2 separate regions of the Homo sapiens genome follow, and region 1 is linked to region 2. A link is an interaction called in ENCODE POLR2A ChIA-PET data of the cell type or tissue named here. Cell type or tissue: CD4-positive, alpha-beta T cell. All regions are shown on one strand. Links, peaks and the distances in the headings refer to the core of each region. The heading gives the core; the rest is flanking DNA. Region 1 has its middle 31 kb from the start of TENT4B. Region 2 overlaps TENT4B (terminal nucleotidyltransferase 4B).

Evidence for each region. ChIA-PET counts read pairs that join two places held together with the same protein. Peaks named below come from ENCODE experiments on the same cell type or tissue, not always from the same donor. Only the 100,000 strongest peaks of a DNase experiment are listed, where the experiment ranks them.
Region 1: POLR2A ChIA-PET joins it to region 2 with 5 read pairs; 7 of 35 experiments call an interaction of 5 or more read pairs at or near these places.

What each region holds. Positions count from the first base shown.
Region 1 is chr16:50,120,667-50,123,587 of GRCh38, forward strand. No RefSeq gene overlaps it. Among named protein-coding and RNA genes, the nearest start is that of TENT4B, 31 kb to the right of the region's middle. RefSeq lists silencers at 800-889, 1,180-1,239 and an enhancer at 2,464-2,921. In CD4-positive, alpha-beta T cell, for the core only: no CTCF peak of the experiment used is centred there; a DNase peak (open chromatin) is centred at 1,325.
Region 2 is chr16:50,195,270-50,198,190 of GRCh38, forward strand. The region is part of intron 1 of TENT4B (terminal nucleotidyltransferase 4B); the gene reads left to right. Among named protein-coding and RNA genes, the nearest start is that of TENT4B, 43 kb to the left of the region's middle. In CD4-positive, alpha-beta T cell, for the core only: no CTCF peak of the experiment used is centred there; a DNase peak (open chromatin) is centred at 1,682.

The sequences.
Region 1 (2,921 bases), core at 153-2,652, 75 kb before region 2:
TCAAGCAATCCTCTCGCCTCAGCCTCCTGAGTGGCTGGAACTATAGGGACTCACCACTGTGCTAGGCAAAATTGTAATGTCTTACAGACACATACACACACACAAAAAAAACTAATTATGATTTAAAAAGCTAGACAGAGATAATATCTTATAACTCAAGGTTTTTCAGCCATCAACACATAGATGTTGATTAATCATTCAACATTAATTATGGTTGTGTTTTTCAGGTCCTGTTTTAGAACTTTGAACAGGTCAATAATCTTGTATTGCTGTGGTCACAGTCCCTTGCTAATTACTGAAGGTAAATAAGATGTGATCACAAGAAACAGTCCACTCACTGTGTCTCACATATTCTCTATAGCCCTAAGAGAAATGACTTCCATTATATTTTAAGTTGGTTATATTGGCTAGTTTCTTTCTTTTTTCTTTTTTTTTTTGGAGATGGAGTCTTGCTCTGTCGCCCAGGCTGGAGTGCAGTAGCACGATCTTGGCTCACTGCAACCTCCTCCTCCCAGGTTCAAGCAATTCTCCAGCCTCAGCCTCCTGAGTAGCTGAGATTATAGGTGCCCACCACCACACCTGGCTAACTTTTGTATTTTTAGTAGAGACAGGGTTTCACCATGTTGTCCAGGCTGGTCTCGTTCTCCTGACCTCAAGTGATCCATCTGCCTTGGCCTCCCAAAGTGCTGGGGTTACAGGTGTGAGTCATCGCACCCAGCTATATTGGCTAGTTTCAAAACAGATCAGGGGCTATCCATTTGAAACCGTCCCACTAACATGATATGACAAGGTTTGTAAGTGATAAGCTTGGCAGCTTCGATTTCTGGCACAAGGTGTGTGGCCTCCCAGAGCTCTAGCCTGTCCTCTCTGACTCAGTTTTTCTTGCTCTGTAATGGGTTCTGTCCATTTGTCAGCCTGCAGATTTTCAGCTGGATTTTTTTTTCATGTCAGCCAAATAAATACAGAAATTGCTCCCCCCACCCTGATTATAATCATTTTGGCCACATTTTTCAAAGCTTACTCTTAGACCATCCCAAAACTCCAGGGTAACTCCATATTATTATTCAAATTTTTTCTCAAATTAAATGTCTGTTAGGCTGGTTACACAATCACAATAAGGGAAAAGCTTGGCCCTTTCATTTTGCATTTTACCTCAGAGAAGGTCCTTGTGGCTTGACTTTGCACATTACTGGAAACAGAATTTGCCTTTCTGCTCCTTTGTGAGGTAGTCAAAGCACGATGTGCATGTGGTTCCAAACACATTTAATTCTGTAGCTATTCTTTTGTTGAAGGCGCTCACCACAAAACATCCTGGAGGGGGATTACGGGGCAGGTGCAACAGACAAGGGTGTTTCCCGGATGGGGAAGGCAGAGCGCCAAGTAAAGGAGTAAGTGCTGAAGAAGGGATTTTACTTGAAATTGGAAGTCATAGGAGCTATTTGGTTTTGGGGGTGCATGTTTAAGTGATACATTTATAGATTAAAAACGAAATTCAGGCCATGTGCTGTGGCTCACACCTGTAATCCAGTACCTGCAGAGCCCCTCCTGCCTTGGCCTCCCCCAGAAAAACAAAGAATTTCAGAGTCAATAGCACGTTATGTTTTGACTACATCACAAAGAAGCAGAAAAGGGCCAGGCACCGTGTCTCACGCCTGTAGTCCCAGCACTTTAGGAGGCTGAGGCAGGCCGATCTTTTGCGTTCAGGAGCTCAAGACCAGCCTGGCCAACGTGGTGAAACCTCGTCTCTACTGAAAATACAAAAAAATTAATCGGGCATGGTGGCATGCACCTGTAGTCCCAGATACTTAGGATGCTGAGACAGGAGGATAGTTCGAACCCAAGAGACAGAGGTTGCAGTGGGTTGAGGTTGTGCCACTGTACTCCAGCCTGGGTGACAGAGTGAGTCTCCATCTCAAAAAAAACCCCCAAAACAAACAAATGACAACAACAAAAGCAGCAGAAAGGTAAATTCTTATTTTCCTCTTTTAAAAAAATTTCCTTTGTTTTAGGAATTCTTTTTCCAGACATGTGTCAAGCCAAGCCATGAGGGCCTTTTCCAAGGTAAAATGCAAAACAAGCGGGCCAAGCTTTTCCCTTATTTTTCCCTCCTTGCCTAGGAGTTTGAGACCAGCCTGGGCAACAGAGCAAGACCTCGTCCCTACAAAAAAATGAAAAAAAAGAAAACAAAAACAAAAACAAGTGGCTGGGTGCAGTGGCTCATGCCTGTAATCCCAGCACTTTGGGAAGCCGAGGTGGGCAGATCACGAGGTCAGGAGATCGAGACCATCCTGGCTAACACGGTGAAACCCCATCTCTACTAAAAATACAAAAACAATTAGCCAGGCATGGTGGCAGGCGCCTGTAGTCCCAGCTACTTGGGAGGCTGAGGCAGGAGAATGGCGTGAACCCAGGAGGTGGAGCTTGCAGTGAGCCGAGATGGTGCCACTGCACTCCAGCCTGGGCGAAAGAGCGAGACTCCGTCTCAAAAAAACAACAAAAAAAAGTAGCTGGATGTGGTGGTGCTTGCCTGTAGTCCCAGCTACTCAAGAGGCTGAGGTGGGAGGATTGCCTGGGTCCAGGAATTGGAGGCTGCTGTGAGCCATGATCACACCATTGCAGATCCAGCCTGGGTGACAGAGCGAGACCCTGTCTCAAATAAATAAATAAATAAATAACAGTTCAGAAGAGTATAAAGTGAAAGTCTCAATTTTTCATGGATTTCTTATGCTCTAGTTTTCCTCCCCTGGTCTTCTGTTACTTCCATGTATACCCTTCTAGAGATAGACGATGTGTATGCACATAGACAGGGCACTCTTATGACTGGTAACATATTATAACATTGGCCCACTTTGTTTGCTATTTTGCTTTTCTGTAACAATATACTCATTCAACAAATATTTATTAAGTACCTAATGTATGCT
Region 2 (2,921 bases), core at 318-2,817:
CCTGGTGATACCCCCTCCAAAGCACAGCTAAGGAAATGTGGAAGGCACTCTTATCTCATCATATAGCTTTGAAAGCCTAGCATTGAAAGTACGAACTTGATTCTTTTGGAGAAATCCTTTGGCTCTCAGTGAGTTTACTTTCTATTAATGACTGTGTTAAGCGGAATGAAAACTGAAAGAGGAAAGGGGAGGAAGTCAGAATTAAGCAGGAAGAGTGAGCCCATAGCAGAGTCCAGATTTAGACCCCAAGCTACTTGGAATGATACTGGACAATTATGGGTGTGTTTAATGATGGTCCTGAGTCATGAAAACAAAAGGAGGCTTTAAATTATGTCTGGCTTAGTGTACAGCATATTTTTGTCATTATTCAAGTTTTAGCATGTAAAGAGGAAAGTGTGCAGTACTTATGCATATCATTTTCATTAATGAAACTAAATGAGGCCTCTTTAAAATTATCAGTGTTCACAGTATCTTCCAAAAGACATGTAAATGTATAAAGGTATAAAAAATATACATATAAATTTTACAATTTTGTGAGCTATATAGTAGATCTCTTATTTTGTCCATAGGTCTTAAAGATCTTATACTGTATTCAGGAATAAAGATAACTTCAGTGGGAGGCCTTTACAGGGCTAATGAGTAAGCATTATTTTGATAAAGTTCTGTGTTGTCTACAATAGATATAGTAGAAATACTCTTGGAATGGTAATCATCCCAGGCCCTGCTTTGGAGCGGAAGAAATAGTCAATGTAGAACTTTACAGTATATTGTACACAGATGTGCCTGCTAATAACTTCTGTAGACAGCAAAGTTTAAGAGAAATTAGGTGGTAAATGCAACATATGTATCTAAATAAATTTGGTCTGAGGGATTTGATAAGATGAAACAGTACATAGTCCAGAAAATTTTTATACTCAAAGAATTATAGAAAATATCTGAAATGTTTTCAGTTTTGTGCATATCCAGAAAATGTCATCCTGTGATCTGCTGGTTGGCAGCCCAATGGCAGTATTAGATGTATTGTTTTTATTTTGTTTTGTTTGCTATTTATTTGGTTAAGAGAGTTACCTAATTAGGAGTGTGAAAAAAAAGATTTATTATAGTAGTGGGCTTTTGTTTGACTTAAAACATTTTTGTTGTTACCACAGTATGAGTGCCTTGTTTGTGAAATTTGTTTACCGGGAAGCCATATACTTAGAGTAGCTTTTAGTTTATCATTATCATCATCATCATCATCATCATCATCATCATCATCATCTCCTTCATCATGAAAGGAAGAAGCTACCAATGTTGCTTTATTCTGCAAAAAATACAATAGATGCTTGTTGAAAGTATGGAGTGAAATCTTAAATATGTCTGTTAAAAAGAGTACAACTGGCCAGGGGTAGTGCCTCATGCCTGTAATCCCAGCACTTTGGGAGGCCAAGGCGGGCAGATCGCTTGAGCCAGGAGTTTGAGACCAGCCTGGGCAACATGGTGAAATCCTGTCTCTACAAAAAAAAAAAAAATAGACAAAAATTAGCTGGGTGTGATGGCATGCAGCTGTAGTCCCAGCTACAGTGGGGCTGAGGCAGGGGGATTGCTTGAGCCCAGGAAGTAAAGGCTGCAGTGAGCTATGGTTGTGCCACTGCATTCCAGTGTGGGTAACAGAACGAAACCCTGTCTCAAAAAAAAAAAAATAGTACAACTTTAAGCAGGATGTGGGCACATGCCTGTAGTCTCAGCTACTTGGGAGGCTAAGTCAGGAGAGTCACTTGAGCCCAGGAGCTTGATGCTGCAGTGAGATGTGATTGTGCCACTGCCTTCCAGCCTGGGGATGATAGCAAGACCCCATCTCTAAAAAAAAAACAAAAAACAAAAAAAAAACAGAGTACAACAACCTTTGGTAAACTTGGAATATAAAGGTGTTTCCTTAACCTGTTAAAGAGCTGATAAAGAGTGGTACTTTCAAACCAGTACACATTATGTGAAACACTAGAGACACTTCCCATTTGTTAAAAGAAAAACCTTAGCCAAATTAAATTTAAGTTTTTTTTGGAGACAGAGTCTTGCTTTGTCACCCAGGCTGGAGTGCAGTGGTGCAAGCACAGCTCACTGCAACCTCCGCCTTCTGGGTTCAAGTGATTTTCCTGCCTCAGCCTCCTGCGTAGCTGGGACTACAGGTGTGCACCACCACGCCTGGGTGATTTTTGTATTTTTTGTAGACATGGGGTTTTGCCATGTTGCCCAGTCTGGTCTTGAACTCCTGGGCTCAAGCAATCTGCCTGCCTGGGCCTCTGAAAGTGCTGGGATTACAGGCGTGAGCCACCATGCCATTTAATGGTTTAATTGAGCAAAGAATGATTTGCAAATTGGGCAGCCTCCCGAGCCAGAGTAGGTTCAGAGACTCCAGCACAGCCATGTCGTGGAAAAAGATTTATGAATGGAAAGAGGAAAGTGATGTACCGAAAACGGAAGTGAGGTACAGAAACAGCCGGATTGGTTACAGCTCTGAATTTGCCTTATTTGAACACAAGTTGAGGTTTGTACAGTTGGCCACCTTTGATTGGCCAAAACTCGGTGATTGGCACAAGAGCAGGTTATAGTCTGTTTACATCTCCATTTTGGTTATAGTTCATTATGGACAGAAAAACCTGTAGGTCAAACTTAAAATATGTAAGGAGACAGTTTTAGGCTAAACTTGATTTAACACATTAAATCCGTAACAAGACAGGATGCCTGCCCTCACCATGTTATTTGATCTTATTTTAGTAATTCTAGCCAATGTAGTAGGGCAAGAAAACTGCCTGCTTGGCTACAAAATAAACACACAAAAGTCAGTATCTGTAATATGTGACAGAAAATATAATTAAAAAAAAAAAAAAAAGCCGGGCACAGTGGCCCATGACTGTAATCCTAGCACTTTGGGAGGCCAACGTGGG